2 separate regions of the Homo sapiens genome follow, and region 2 is linked to region 1. A link is a loop called in an ENCODE intact Hi-C map of the cell type or tissue named here. Cell type or tissue: IMR-90. All regions are shown on one strand. Links, peaks and the distances in the headings refer to the core of each region. The heading gives the core; the rest is flanking DNA.

Region 1 (7,929 bases), core at 1,437-6,436:
AAACTGCCAAAGTGGAGTGTGCATTTTTTTTTTTTGGAACGGAGTATTCTTTTTTAAAAAACAGCTTTATTGAGGCGTCATTTACATACCATACAATTCATCCATTTAAAGTATACAATTCGATGTTAGTGTGGGGTATGCATTCTTACTATAGAAAAAGCATCTTAAAATCTACTTTACTGTTATCTTCATTTTCTTCCATATGGATATCAGGTGATCCCCAAAGCTCTTAATCTCCAACTATTATCTCACAAACCCCAAACTCCCTGGCACCTATTCCACATGATTTTCTGGTCTCTCTCCCTCCTTCCTCTTGCTGCCTCTCTCAGCTCTTTAATATATACACAAACGGGGATTTCTCCACTCTTCTGTTTTCCCTCTATTTGCTCATTATTTAGATTCTGAGCAACAAATGAGAGTCCAAGAGCAACCTGAGCAGGTGAGACATTTTCCCTATTAGACATGAAAAAGAGGCATGGATGTGAAGTCCCACACCTAAATATTCTTTTAAATTTCTATTGCCCTATGGGCACACCGTGACTTACTCTTCCACTTGTTCTTCCTCTGGGCAGTTCCAGTCAGCTTTGCCATTGTGCATAACAGGAAGTGGAGTGCTCTTGCAAGGAAGGCCTAGAGTTTCAGGAGACAAACCATTGAGTTAATTTCTAACAGATTAACACAGATTCCACTTGTCTCGTTCATGCTATAAAACTGCAAGCCTACAGTTGCCTTTGTTTTCACTTCTACCTAAGATGAGCAGGGCTCTGATGCTATCTCTGGGATGGCATGGGTGTGTCTGTGCAAGGGCAGGCCTTCCTTGTCTGCCAGAGCAGGCCCCTGCCTGATAAGGCCACGCCAGGCCTCTCAGCTCCCTAGGGAGTCATCCCATGCATTGTGAAAATTTTACCATGACCCAGTTTGTTCCGTGTGTTGTTTTATTGAATTTCATACTGATGAACGTCAATTATTATTAAGTACCTGCTGTGTTCCAAATATGCCCTAAGCATTTTGTGTAATACAAGGGGGTCCTCAGCATCATGTAGTTTTAAAATGGAGATGTATAATGATAATTGACATTATCATATTAGAACTAAATAGAAGCTTATCTTTTAGGGCAAATTTGAATTCTTTTTTAAAAAAATTGCAAGTGTCTTTGTAATTGATTAATAAACAATACATTGTTTATTGTAAATTTTTTTGTAATACAGAGATGCATGAAGAAGAAAGTATAAAGGATGAGAAATTCTGCTTCCTAGAAATAACTACTGTTAGAGTTTTGATGAACATTCTTTGAGACATCTTGCTATACATACACACACATATATATTATACATACATAATTTTACATAAATGGATTTATAATATGCTTACTATTTGTAACCTGCTTTTTTTTTTCCACTCAGCAGTATGTCAGGAACTGGTTTCCCTATCAATAAATGTAGACCCACCTAATTATATCCAAATGTAGCAGAATGTTCAATTGTATCACCATAAGTTATTCAACTAATCCCTTATTAATGGAATTTAAATAATTTCTAATTCCTTAAAATATTATAAGCAATCATTGCACCTGTCTGCAGTTATACTCTTAGCACGCATTCCCTGGACGTGGATTTGCTGGGTCAAAGGATATGAGCATTGAAACTTTTGAGACGTAATGCCACACTTGGCTCAAACACCAACCCCCTTGATTCAGATGCTGTTGATGACCCACTCATATCTTCTTGGTCCACTCCGGAGGTCTCTCAGATGGAACAAGTTTATAGCCTGTTGAGTGTCTCCACCAGGAATATTTGCTAGCTGTGGAGCCCGTTCACAGGCAGGGAAGCATGAAGTGCTGGAAGTGCACTGGGAGTTAATGTGACCCCTAACTACAAAATGATGGGAACTGGTGGATAAATGCTCCAGTTTCCTTTCCCCGAGGTGGGACTATTCTAATGTGTGTTGTACACAGTCCCTAGGAGAATTTAGTCTAGTTGCCTGTAGTAGTATCCTGCTCATTTAACTCACAAGTTATTTGCTTTCCTCCCTTACTACCTGACTGCCCCACTCCTTTACTGGGCTTCGTGGGACTTCTACTCAAATCCTAGTCTCAGGGTCTGCTTTTGCAGGAGCCCAAATGAAGACATCCTTCATATTACAGGTGAAAGTTGTGGTAGGTACAATAATGGCCCCTTAAAGATATCCATATCTTAGATCGCTGGAACTTGTGAAAACATTACCTTACTTGGAAAAAGGGACTTTCGAAATGTAATCACATATGTAATCACATCTTAAGAACCTTGAGATAGGAAAGTTATCCTGTATTATCTGGGTGGCCCTGGTATGATCACAAGGGTCCTTAAAAGTGGAGAAGAGAGGCAGAAGAAGAGAGTCAGAAGGAGATGTGAAGAATCAGAGATGCAGCATTTCTGGCTTTGAAGATGGAGGAGGGCCATGAGCCAAGGAGTGTGGGTGGCCTCTATAAGCTGGAAAAGGCACGAAAACAGATTTACCCCTGGAGCCTCCAGCAAGGAACCTAGTTCTGCTGACACCTTGAATTTAGCCCAGTGACTTCTGTATTGGACTTCTAACCTACAGTACTGTAAGATAATAAATTTGTGCCACATTTGTGGTAATCTGTTATGGCAGCAATAAAAAACGAACACAAAAAGTTAAACAATACAAGGCAACTGGTGCCAGAAGCATCATATGGCAGTGCCTATTGTTCCAAAAGAGGAGCGTGAACAGTGAGGCTGAGAGAAGGATGAAATCATGAAACTTGTTCCTTCCTCTTGAGCACAGAGTGGTTTGCCTGTGGGTGTTTAGAGTAGTGGCTTAATGACCACTAAATATAGGCCTGTGGCCAGAAACCCTCCCAATGAGCTGAGGGTTTGTATGAATTTTAATTTACTTGAAAATTCCATCAGATTTCTGAAAATTTTAGTGTGTATAAAAATTATCTGGGAAAATAAAAAGTTAAAAAAAAGATCATCTGAGGAATTTGTTCAAAATGTAGATTCTTGGATCCCATTTGCCTGAGGTTCTAATTCAAAGGTCTGGAATAAGGTCCAGGAATTTGCATTTAAAACCAGGTTACTCTGACACACATTGCTTTAGGGGACTTTCCTACTAGAACCCTCTGCTCTTTGGCAGTTGTGGGGGAGGTCTACACGGCACCCACTTTGTCAGGCATTTGCGTAGGTAAGGTGAGAAGAGAAAGGAATCACTAGAAATTGTCTATTATTGTATCACATCCAAATATCCTAGTTTTGTTTCTGTTTGGGGGTGTCAGTCACAACAGTCATTAGCATCAACCAGAAGCCCGAGTGTAATAGATGGGGTGGCCTGTGTCACCAGAGGCAGAGCATCTGGGCCCTGGGCCCCTGAGGATTGTCTGATCTTATGATTGGTTTGCTTACAATAGCATTTTCTCATTTGGCTGATGGGCAAATTGTTTTCAGATGACCTTGGAGAGCCAGGGTAGTTTGGCTGTTACTAACTGGAAGCTGCACATTCAAACATTTGGAATATCCTGAGGATTACAGATGTGCTGAAGGGTGTCTTGGATCTCCTCCAATGAGGGTTTCAGAGGTCATCTGAAAAGAATGCTCGCCTCTGCCTCATGCCTTTTAGAAGGAGGCTCTGTGCTTGTCTAGCTTTATGCAGCTCTCTGAAATGTCAGAAGATAAGAAATGCCTCTCAGCACGAAGGCTTCCAGACACATATGTGACAAGAAATTTGGCATCAGCTTTATAAGTGTCAGATGTCTAGGATAAAGCAATATGGGTATAGTATTTCTGGTGCTATTTTGGTGCCTTGTGCATGAGCCTGCAGCATTAGAAAAACTGCTTTTCAGCTTTGGATGGTAGCCTTACTGGCGCTCGGCATGCATGTCTGAAAGTACAGTTGGGTCATATTCTAGTTATGGTCCACAGCAAGTCACCTAGAGTTGTGATATTGAGCTTTAACGGAGTGCCCTTGAGGCACACGGGCATTTCACAGCCTTTGACAACTTGAGTGGCACAGCCACAGAGACTGTCATCAGATGGTGCCATATAAGCCTTAATCAACTCTTGCAACACCCGTGCAAAGTTGGTAAACACTCTTATCCTTGCTTTTCAGGCAGGGAACTAAAGCAAGGAGAGGTCCAACAGACAGGGTCACAGACTCAATCAGTTCACTTATCTGACTGTTGAATGATCTCAGGTGAATGAGATCAGAACGAATTTCTACTTTCTCTAACTCAGGAAATTTGTCTTCTGGCGAGAGAGCATTTTTGGCACTTTGTGACTTGCTGAAAGACTTGAAGTTTCCAGTCTGGCTCTGGCTGTTCATTGGTTAAGAGCAAATGCCTGGGGCACTTGGCTTAATGACTGTCATAAGCAGTGTGAAAAAATGTGTAAGAAAAAACAAAATATGGTAATGTAGAGAGGTTGTTAAGGCAGTAATATCCAATAGCAATAATGTGTATAAAGTCTGAGTGATAATACAACCCTTTTACCCAAGGTATTTGATACTGGCTGAGGCCTCTTTTATTTATTTAAAATCCAGTGATGAGCTCTAAACACCGTAGTTTAAGAAGGTAAAAAAATACTTGCAGTGCAGAGTTTTCTGAATGATTCAAAAATGGAAGTAGAAGACCCATGAGAAAAGATGAAAGCATTGCTCTTAATTTGTGGAAAGAAAGTTGATGAAAAATTACAAGGTCTATAAATGTATCACAAGGTTTTTAGAGAAGACAAATTAATTTTCCACTGATGACAAAACTTGAAAAAGTGGGTTTATCTTAGAGATTGAAAGAGTCATAGGAAAGAATCTTCTGGTGTTGAGAATGGTTAAAAACCAGATGAGGCTACCTAGAAAGGAATTCCCCTCTTCTGAAGGTCCTTAGTAAATAGGCTAAACCAGCCCAGCATGATCAAGGTTAATGATGTCAGCTGGTGTCTCCAGCGCCCTAAGGTGGGCTGCCAGTAGTGATCATGGTAGGATTACTTTTCTTTCAACTTTTTAGTTTGAAGTAACTTTAGACTTACGGAAAAGTTGCAAACTAGTATGCAGAGTTCCCATATATCCTTCACCCAGCTTCTCTTGATGTTAATATTTTACACAACCATGATCAAATGATCCAGTGATCAAAACCAGTAAATTAACATTGCTGCAAAATGGTGGTAGGGGCTTTGAGGGGAGGGAGAATAGGTAGGACTGTGGACTTTCACAGTCCTTCCCTGGAGCAGACCACTTTTATTTGTTTATGTTGGAATTCCACATACTATTTTATTTAAACAAATAGTTCTATTGCAAAAATTTGAAAACCAAGTTTAGGAAGAGAGATAGTTTAACTGACCTCTACCACTAAGATTTTGTGCTTTTGATAATTATATCGTTTGTCAGATAATTAGAGGGTAAATGTGTTCGGTAAAGACATTTATGGACGCAACGTAATGCTACATTTTTGTTCGTTTCTTGATCTATTCAGGCTTGTTCTGTTGTAAGCAGGTTATTTATACTTGCTTTCTCTCCAGCACCAAAAACCATGACTGGCATATAGTCTATGCTTAATTAATATTTGTTCAATGGGCCGGGTGCAGTGGCTCAAACCTGTAACCACAGCACTTTGGGAGGCCGAGGCAGGTAGATCACCTGAGGTCAGGAGTTGGAGACCAGCCTGGCTAACATAGTGAAACCCCGTTTCTACTAAAAATATAAAAAATTAGCCGGATGTGGTGGCACTAAAGCGCCTATAATTCCAGCTACTCGGGAGGCTGAGGCAGGAGAATCACTTGAACCTGGGAGGTGGAGGTTGTGGTGAGCCGAGATCACGCCATTGCACTCCAGCTTCGGCAACAAGAGCGAAACTCTGCCTCAAAAAAAAAAAAATTGTTAAATGGAATCAAATTGGCATGTTCACCCTTTTCTCATTTCTTCACATGCCTTGCTCCTTATTCAAATATCTGCGTAGGCCTTCCCTGACCATCCAAACTAAAATAACCTTTTTTCTATTATCTCTCACATTCTCTCTCTTTTACCTGGCACTATTTTGTTGTTGTTATTCAGAGCACTCGTCATTATCTGAAAGATGATTTATTTGTTCATATGTTTGTTAAAAGTGTATGGTCTGTCTCCTACTAACAGTAAGCTCCTTGAGGACATTGACATTGTCTTGTTGAATCTGTCTTGTGGGTTCTAGGGAATGGTATCTCATATCTGAAAGTTTATATGAAATATGTGTTGAAAGAATGAGTGAATGAAGACATGGTCGCCTATACTTTGAAGATAGAGGTAAGTTAACTTCAGAAATCTTCACTTAAACATCTTTCAATTCACAATTTGCATATTTGGAAATAAAAGATGTGATTATTTTTTCAGTTAGAGCATTGCATTTATAAATTTCTTTTTGCCTTTCACTGATGTAAGAAAATTATTTCTTATTTTAATCTCAAATAGTGATCCTGCGGCTGGTAACCCTGTAGGAATATTTTTGAAAGAAAAAGGATAAATTCTGTGAAACTCTGAGCTCTAAGAAAGATGATAACTGCATTTGAGATAGTTGTATTGTCATGATTAATTAGTGTTATACAAAAGTGAGAGACTCACACAGCCCTGTCAGTGTCATGGGAATCACAGTGCCTCCTACCATGTTAATAGGAACCAGATCCAGTTAAGCAAATTAAAATAATTTAAAATATTATGCATGTGGGCATCCCACAGTATGACAACTGGCCCATTTCTCAGGGCCAACCTCATCTATACACAGAGAAAGACTCAAAATTGTCATGTTATCTGTGTATGTGTATGTGATTAAGGTGTTACAAGAATATCTGCTGTTACATTTTTTTGTGTGCATATAGGCAGCAGAGTGGCACAATGCAAGAGTGCTGGGCCCCAACAATATTTTATGCACAAAGGCAAATTAAAAAAAAACAAAAAACCTCATCATGACTCAGTTGTGCAAGATTTCAGAGAGGGTGATTTAGGGCAGCTCAGTCTGGAGCTCTATGTTTTCCTGGTGGCATTTAAGGCTTAAGAGCTGGATAGAGGTTTCCAAGTAGTTACTGAGTGTGGTGGGCAGAATAATGGCCCCCCAGAGATGTCGTATCCAAATCCTTAGAACCTGTGAATATGTTAGGTTACGTGGCAAAGGGGATTTAAGGTTCAGATAAAGTCAATGTTGCTAATCAGCTGACCTTGAGATTGGGAAGTTATCCTGGATTGTCTGGGTGTGCCCAGTGTAATCACAATGGTCTTTAAAAGTGAAAGAGGGAGGCAGAAGAAAGTGTGATAGTATAGGGATGTAAAGAAGACTCAACCAGCCCTTGCTGGTTTTGAAGCTGGAAGAGGGTCGTGAGCCAAGGAATAAGGGCAGCCTCTAAAAAGCTGGAAAAGATCAGAAAATGGTTCTCACCTACAGTCTCCAGAAAGGAACACCGTCTGGCCAACACCTTGATCTTAGCCCAGTGAGACTCATTTCTACCTTCTGACTTCCAGAAGTTTAAGGTAATCAACTTTTGTTGTTTTAAGCCACTGAGTTAATGGCAATTTGTTACAACAGCCATAGCAAGCTAGTATACCGAGTCTCATTCTTACCCTTATGAGACCTTCCACAATTTCATCCCATCCAACCCACCCAGCAATGTCTTCTGCTTGGGTCAGATCAGTTTCCTCCCTCCTTCCAGATACATTATGCTCATTCCCACCTCCTAGTTGTTCTCCCTTCTGTGGGTTTCTCTGTTGGGAAAGAATTTCTCCCTCCTGCTAGTATAAATCTGTGTGGACATGGTTTCTCCGTCCCATAAACTGCTAGACCAACCTTGATCACCCAAACTCTTCAGGTGATCAGATGTTAAAATATTTCAATCAAAATGGACTAAATTTCTAACGTGGGCTATAACTGATGTCAAGAAGATGAGGAGGATTTAAAGGCTTACTTTAATAGACATACACATTGAC
Region 2 (7,929 bases), core at 1,551-6,550, 120 kb before region 1:
ACGAAGAAAACCAAATGTATATTGGTTTGATTGGTGTATATATGTGTGTGTGTGTGTGTGTGTGTGTGTGTACATGGTATACACATAGATATACCATTGTATATGGTATGCCATATAAATATACACACACAAAAATTATATATATATATATATATACCATTTTGTAAACAGAAATTGATTCTGAGCCCCCCCTTCTCAAAGCCTTCTAGTCCATTGTCATTTGGATAAACAAAAGTGCTTGACTGTGCCATTCCTGCACACCACTCTGATGGACTTGATGACTTGACATAGCATAGTCTCTAGAATAGGCCTCCTTTATTACAGAAGAAAATAAATTATATTGAAATATAGTATCAAACATTTAAAAAATTATTACATATTAATATAAAGGCCTAATTGTTAACTCATTAAACAATAAGATCTAGGAGTCTGCCTACTAACTACCATCATTTAGAAGCTGTAATGAATATAAATTTTATATATATATATATATTTTTTTTTTTTTGAGATAGAGTCTCACTTTGTCATTCAGGCTGGAGTGCAGTGGCACGATCTCAGCTCGCTGCAACCTCTGCCTCCCTGATTTAAGTGATTCTTCTGCCTCAGCCTCCAGAGTAGCTGGGACTACAGGTGTGCGCCACCATGCCTGGCTAATTTTTGTATTTTTAGTAGAGACGGGGTTTCACCATATTGGCCAGGCTGGTCTTGAACTCCTGACCTCATGATCCACCTGCCTTGGCCTCCCAAAGTGCTGGGATTACAGGCATGAGCCACCATGCCTGGCCCATAAATAATATTTCATGAGAGATAGTCTCTCAGCCAACCAGGAATAGAAGGAAACTTCCTCAACCTAACAAAGGGGTTCTACAAAAACCCTGCAGCGGTATTTTACTTAATGGTGAAAGGTTGAAATGTTTTCTATCCAAAATTGGGAACAACGCAAGGATGCTTGCTCTTAACCACTCGAATTCAACATTGTACTGGAGGTTGTTAGCACAGTAAGGCAAGAAAAAGAAAAGTCATCAAGAATGGAAGAGAAGAAGCAAAACTATCTTTGCTTGCAGTTAGCATGATTGTTTATGTAGAAAATCCTAAGAGAGCTACAAAACACAAAACAACTCTCATAATATGATAGACAAGGAAATTAAATATGGGCAAAAGATTTTATCAGATACTTCACTAAAGAAATGTGTAAATCACCATTAAGCACAGGAAAAGATGCTCAAATGCGTTATTCACCAGGGAAATGCAATGTGATATTACAATATGTCCACCTACCAGAATGGATAAAATTGAGAAGCCTGGTAGTACTGAATGTTAGTGAGGATATGGAGCAACTGGAAGTTGCATATACTATGGTGGAAATATAAAATGATACAACTACTTTGGAAATACAATTTAGCAGTTTCTTATTAAGTTAAACACACACTTACCATTCATAACAGCAATTCCATTCTTAAGTATTAATCCAGGAGAAGTAAAAACTTCTGTCCATGTAAAGATTTATTCAAAGAAGTTTTATTAATAATAGCTGCAAATAAGAAATAACCCAGACAGGTGAAAGAATGAAGAAGCTGTGGTATATGTGTACAAAGGAATACTAGTCAACAATAAAAAGGAATAAAGTTTTTATTGCAACAACATGCATGAAACAATGTGGATACATCTCAAAACATTATAGTAAGTGAAAAAAGCAAAACATAACATATCGGTTAAAGAAAAAGGCAAATCTAATCTAAAGTGAGAGCAGATCAGTGGTTACTTAAGATCAGGCAACCTAGGCAAGAGAGAACTTTTTGGAGTGAGAAAAATATTCTTTCTCTTCACAGTGGTAATGGTTGCATTAGTATATATAATTGTCAAAAGTCATTGAACTGTATCCTTAAAATGAATGTATTTGTTGTATGTTACTTATATATCAATAAAGTTGATTTAAAGATACTGAGTTTTGAAACTCAAGACAGAGTTAGTTGACTGGAAAGAAAAAGAATCTTTGAGTTCTGAGAGCCTAGATGTTTTCAGTCCTGAACTGAAATCCTGGTCTAAACAATAGACATCAGACTGGGTGCAGTGACTCATTCCTTTAATCCCAGCGCTTTAGGAGACCAAGGTAGGAGGATCACTTGAGCCCAGGAGTTCAAAACCAACCTGGGTAACATAGTGAGATTCCATTTCTACAAATAATTTAAAAATTAGCCAGGTGTGGTGGCACCTGCCAGTGGTCCCAGCTACTTCAGAGGTTGAGGCAGGAGGATCGCCAGAGCCTGGAAGGTTGAGGCTGCAGTGAACACTAAGATCACACCACTGCCCTGCAGTCTGGGCAACAGAGTGAGGCTATGTCTTGAAAAAATAAACCAAGGAAACAAAAAACAATAGTTGTCGAACCTAGAACAGAACAAGAGCATAGTCTCGTTATCCCCGGTAGCCCAACTTTGTCGAAAAACTTACTAGGCTGGGGAATGCGGAGAAGAGTTCAATAGGAAAGAAAGTGAGCTATTGGTTGGAGTCCCAAAGAAGGGGTCCTATATCACCCTTGTGCCCCTTCATCCTCCAGCCAAGTCAGATCAGCTTATAGAGACAAGCTGGGAGAGTCCACTTGCTTGTGAGAAGTAGCAAGGCCCACAGGGCATTCCTGAGGCCACTGTGGCAGGGAAGATCAGGTGGGGCTCTGGCAGTCTGAGGGATGTCCTGTATGCTCAGCATGCTTGGAAGAGTGGCTGGCAAAAGCCTGAGAACAGGAGATCTGGAGGGGCCTCACAGCTAGGAAGCGGGGAGACTATTATATCAGTGGCTGCAGCATAGGCTGCGTGGTTGGAGATACCATTGAGGAGACAGCAACAGTGGACAACCAAAAGGGAATTTATTTTGGTGGATGCTAACATGAAGGGGTTGATGACAGAGCAATGGCACTGATGCCGTGAGCCCACAGAAGCCTTGTGGAACTAACTTGCCACTTCAGGGACAAGGCTGTGGGTGGGGAATGAAGGCAGGGAAAAAATTCATTTGAAAAATGCTCTTTTGGCCTCTCTTGGAGTAGCCTGGCTTTTGTCTCTGCTAACACATCAGACCAGCCCTGTCCTCCCCAGGATTCTCTGGGGACTCTGAGATGTGGTGTAGGGGACAGATTGGATCCCTAATTTGCTGCCGACCTCCTTTCTGCAAACTCTTTGGGCTAGATCAATGTGAGCGCTGCAAGGTGTAAGCAAGGGAAGCCATCATCGATAGCACACCATTTCCACTTTCATTCTGAACTCTTAACTGACACATTTACAGAACCTCTTACAAAAATGAAAAGTTCAAATATCCCTCTGTTGTAAAGAAACAAGATGGGCCCAGTGGAATAGTCCATCTTGTTTCTTTACTCTTTACATTTGGATGAAGAACCACACCATTTGGTCTTGGGATCCACTTGAAAACTCTCCAGGACTCAGATTTCTGTTCTTATTTCTCATAAGGCACAGTGTACGTGTGTCATCCTCTGAGCTGTCTGTGATGTTTTCCACCTGACCACAGCTCATGCTGTGTCTCCCACCATGGTCTGGTCAGGCAAGCTGTGTGTACACTTCTTGAGAAGGCTGATTGTTGTGAAAACCTTTGCCACAGAAACAAAAACGAGGGGCTGCCTCTTTCAGATACATTCGCCAGCAGCTTTTCTCTTATGACCTCTGGAACACAATTGCATCAACTCAGACATGTGACTGGGCAGAAATACCAGCTCAAAGACCATCTGGTTAAGAATGAGGCATACTTCCCAGCTTGGTGGATGGCAAAATGTCAAAATGCCCCAGGGGGATCTGCCTCATCTCTCATTCCTAAAATATTCACAGGCTGACTGTTTCTGACCCAGCCTCAAAAAGGGGGGTTTTCCCTGGCAGAAGCTGAAGTGATCCTGGCCTCAGGTTCTATGTCTTTTGGAGCACTGTCAGGGGCTTCTGTGTTTCTGGAGCTAATCTAAGGAATAAGTGTTGTTTTAGGACAGTCGTAATTCAGTGAAATTTATTGATGCACTCACTAAGTGAGCAGATACTGTCCTGGGGGTAGGGATACTGTTTTAGTCTTCCTGTGCTGCTATAACCAAATACATGAGACTGAATAATTTATGAAAAACAGAAATTTATATTCTCACAGTTCTGGAGGCTGGGAAGTCCAAGATCAAGGCAGGTTCAGTGTCTGGTGAAGGCCACTTGTTCATAGACAGTACCGTCCAGATGTCCTCACTTGGCAGAAGGGACAGAAGAGCGAAAAGGGGACAAACACTGTGTCCTCATGGGCAGAAGAGTGGAAGGGCAAACTTGCCCCTGCAAGCCCTTTATAAGGCACTAATCCATTCATGAGGGCTCCAGCCCCATGGCCTAATCACCTCCTTATAGCCCCACATTTTAATGCTGCTGCATTGTGGATTAAGTTTCAACATGAAATCTGGAGGGGCACAAACATTCAAACCACAGCAGGCACAAAGATAGTCAATTTCTGCTCTTAACAGATCAGGCAACGCGGGGAGGGTCTAAGAGAGGGAGGAAAGAGACAATAGATTAGATGCTGATGACACAGGGTGGCCATGCTATGACAGAGGTAGGTGAGCATAGCAGGGGAGAACAGATGAGGCACACCTCACCCCAGAGGGCTCATGGGAGTGGTGTTAGTAAAGGCTTTTTGAAGAAAAGGATCCTTGGACTCAGTCTTGAAGAAAAAGTTTGGAATTCGCTAGGCAAAGGTTGAGAGATTTCCTAGAAGATGAGATGAGATGTGCAAAGGTGCAGAGGCAAGAGAGGGCCTAGGGCACTGTACCACCTGGAGCGCATGATGAGAGATCAGATTGAAGATGGCAGTGGAGGCCCAGTGATGAAGGGCCATGAATGTAATGCTAACAGCTTGCAATTTGTCCTCTGGGGACAGGGAACCATTGGAAAGAGAGCCATTTTGTCAGTGGAGCGATCTTAAATGTGTGCTTAAGAGAATATATGGAACTGCGGGGACAGATCCCTGAGAGGGAGTGGGAGGTGAAGAATTGGAGAGGCCTTCTAAGATGATGAGGAGTTATATTTGGCAGAGCTGGGTGGGTGGGTGGGTGGGTGGGTGTGGAGTAGAGAGCATGGGCCAAGGAAGACTCCAGGTTTCTGGCGTGGGTGACTGAGGACAGTGCTGTTGGCAAACGGGAAGGCCAGAGGATAGATGGTTTGTTTTCTTTTTTAGTGGAGAAGCTGATGAATGCCTTGAACACACTGAACCGGGGGAACCTGTGGGCCATCACGAGGAGGGACTCAGTGGGCCAAGGGCACTAAGGTCTGTGCCTGGGACAGAGTCATCAGTCCAAAGATGGAGGTGACAGTCAGGGGAGTGGCAGAGATTGCTCAGGTGTGTATGGGAGCGAGGAAAGAAGAGGCCCACAAAAGCTGGGGCAGCCACTCTTGCGTTGGCTGAGGAAGAAACTATGAGGCCTGAGGTAGAAGCCCAGGGTGGTGTGGAGTCCTGCTGTCAAAGTCAAGGAGAATGCAGTGGTGGCCATGTGGCAAAATAAGGGCAGAAAAGTTTTTCTGAGAATGAATCACAAAAGGAATTGCAGGTCCCTGGAGCTTGCCCTGAAAAGGAACAGGGGCTGGAAATTCTGGCCCTCTGGGTGGGCCTCCCTTCAGCAGCCTCTGAGTCCGTTTCTGGAGCCCTGCTCACTCCCCTCCAGGAATCAGCCCCCAGCAGGACTTCTACCCAAGGCGTGCTGCACTTTATCAGAAGCTTCCAAGGCCAACAGGTGCTGGGAGCGAGTCATGTCTTTTTAGGTTGTTAGAGTGCCCGTCAGCAAATCGCTATCCTTTCCAGGTTATTTTTTTCCTTCTAGTGTATTCCTCTCCTGATACCTTTAAAAACACACAAAAAAATTTCGTTTTTCCTCACATAATTCTATTATCTTAGATGTTTTTCTGCTTTTAAATGTCTATGTTGCTAGCAGAACCCCTTCCCCAACCTTTTAAAAATGTCAAATACACTTTGTCCTGATAAGGTAAGTGAAGGTTCAATCAATTTATTGCTTTAATCAGTAAACATTTGTGGCATGCCTGCTTGGTACCAGGCCCTGTACCAGGTGCTGTGGCAGCAGAAAGACCACCTGAGGGACAGCCTGAGGGGAATGAATGCTGAGAAGATCAGAGGAAGGCGTCTCCCACTCTCCCCTGCCACAGTGCCCTTTTATTTTGTCCTCCCCAGTTTTTGAGGTGTGAAAGACCCGTACAGCATGGATGCCAAGAGCACGAGATGAAGTGGCAGCGGTTCCTAATCCTTTCTGGGTCTGGAGGAGGCTATGCCCTGGAAGTGGACTCTGAAAGCAGGTCCCCAATGTGCCTGTCACCTTACCATGTCAATCATAGACCTCCCCTTGCCTTTCTTTAAATACACATGCAGCTTCCACTCTTTGAGCTTGTAAGAAACAAACAAGCAAAAAAACAACCAAACAAAAACCAAAACAACCCTACACATGTAGGTTCATTCAAAGTAGTGAAGCAGCAACTTAAGTTGCTGGCAGGGAGAGGTAGGACAGTCAGAGAATGGTAGCTTTCCCTGCTACTCTGCTGTGCATCTCTGGTGAGTCACTGTCTTTAGGAAATGCAAGCAAGACTCAAAGATGAACGGAGGCTACCATGAGTGGTAATGGGTCAGTCCCAGGCAAAGCAGACGCTTCTCACCTCCTTCCCCATTGGACACCTGGTAAAGACAGACATACATTAACATTTCCATAACACATTTTAGTTTATCATGCACTTCCCCCCTACTTTAGTTCACTGAATCAAAAGAGGTAAGCTGTTGTGGTAAATGTAGACATTTCTTTTAGGTACTAAGGAACGGTTTGAAATCATTATATGGAAAATTAGACTTGAAGTAGTTAAAAAAAAAAGAGGCAAATTTTACCTGTAATACTGTGGAACTATTTCCAAAATACATTAATGAATTAAACAAACAAGTCTGCAGAATAACATACAGTAGGATGCCATTGATGTTAGGAAAAAAAGAGGAGGATGATAATAGCTAATAGTTTATAGTGCTTATGATGTGCTAGACACTGTTCTAAGTGCTTCACATGCATGAACTCATTTGATCCTCCAAACAAATCTACAAATCTGGCACTATTATTATCTTCATTTTACAAATTTGAGAACTAGGGCACGGAGAGGGTAAGTGGCTTGCCCAGTCATACAGCTAATAAGTGATGGAGCAAGGATTTATACCTAGGCAGTTTGTCTACAGATTCTGGACCATAAGCTCTACAATATTTCTACAGGTATAGCTATATGAATATAAATGCTGATATGGTTTGGCTGTGTCCCCATCCAAATCTCAACTTGAATTGTATCTCCCAGAATTCCCACCTGTTGTGGGATGGACCCAGGGGGAGGTAATTGAATCATGGAGGCCAGTCTTTCCTGTGCTATTCTCGTGGTAGTGAATAAGTCTCACGAGATCTGATAGGTTTATCAGGGGTTTCCACTTTTGCTTCTTCCTCATTTTCTCTTGCCGCTGCCACGTAAGAAGTACCTTTTGCTTTCCACCATGATTCTGAGGCCTCCTCAGCCATGTGGAACTGTAAGTCCAGTTAAGCCTCTTTTTCTTCCCAGTCCGGGTTATGTCTTAATCAGCAGCATGAAAATGGACTAATACAAATGCTTAGAAAAAAGGTCAGTCATGTCCCCAGATGTTAGGCAAATGTGACACCACTGGTATCCAAATGACTATTCAGCTTTTGCAGCTGATAAATCCTTACTCTCTCTCTCTTCCTTTCCTCTCCAAAGCAGTTAACCTAAGACCACTTCATGTTGAAGTCAATGCAATTTTCTGTGATGCTACCTTTCCAAGCTGGGATATGAGAAACAACTATATTTGGGGAAGGGTTAAATACATGTGACTCTGACTTTCAAATCAAGTTGTTGTTTTTTAAATTTTCCT

Evidence for each region. Hi-C counts contacts between places; a loop is a spot of excess contacts. Peaks named below come from ENCODE experiments on the same cell type or tissue, not always from the same donor. Only the 100,000 strongest peaks of a DNase experiment are listed, where the experiment ranks them.
Region 2: a loop joins it to region 1, with 7 times the contacts of the local background. A loop is called at or near these places in 1 of 110 quality-filtered maps.

The regions. Positions count from the first base shown.
Region 1 is chr4:128,354,774-128,362,702 of GRCh38, forward strand. No RefSeq gene overlaps it. Among named protein-coding and RNA genes, the nearest start is that of LINC02615, 69 kb to the right of the region's middle. In IMR-90, for the core only: no CTCF peak of the experiment used is centred there; a DNase peak (open chromatin) is centred at 3,558; H3K27ac peaks cover 2,233 bases.
Region 2 is chr4:128,238,010-128,245,938 of GRCh38, forward strand. No RefSeq gene overlaps it. Among named protein-coding and RNA genes, the nearest start is that of PGRMC2, 46 kb to the right of the region's middle. In IMR-90, for the core only: no CTCF peak of the experiment used is centred there; a DNase peak (open chromatin) is centred at 3,542; H3K27ac peaks cover 3,106 bases.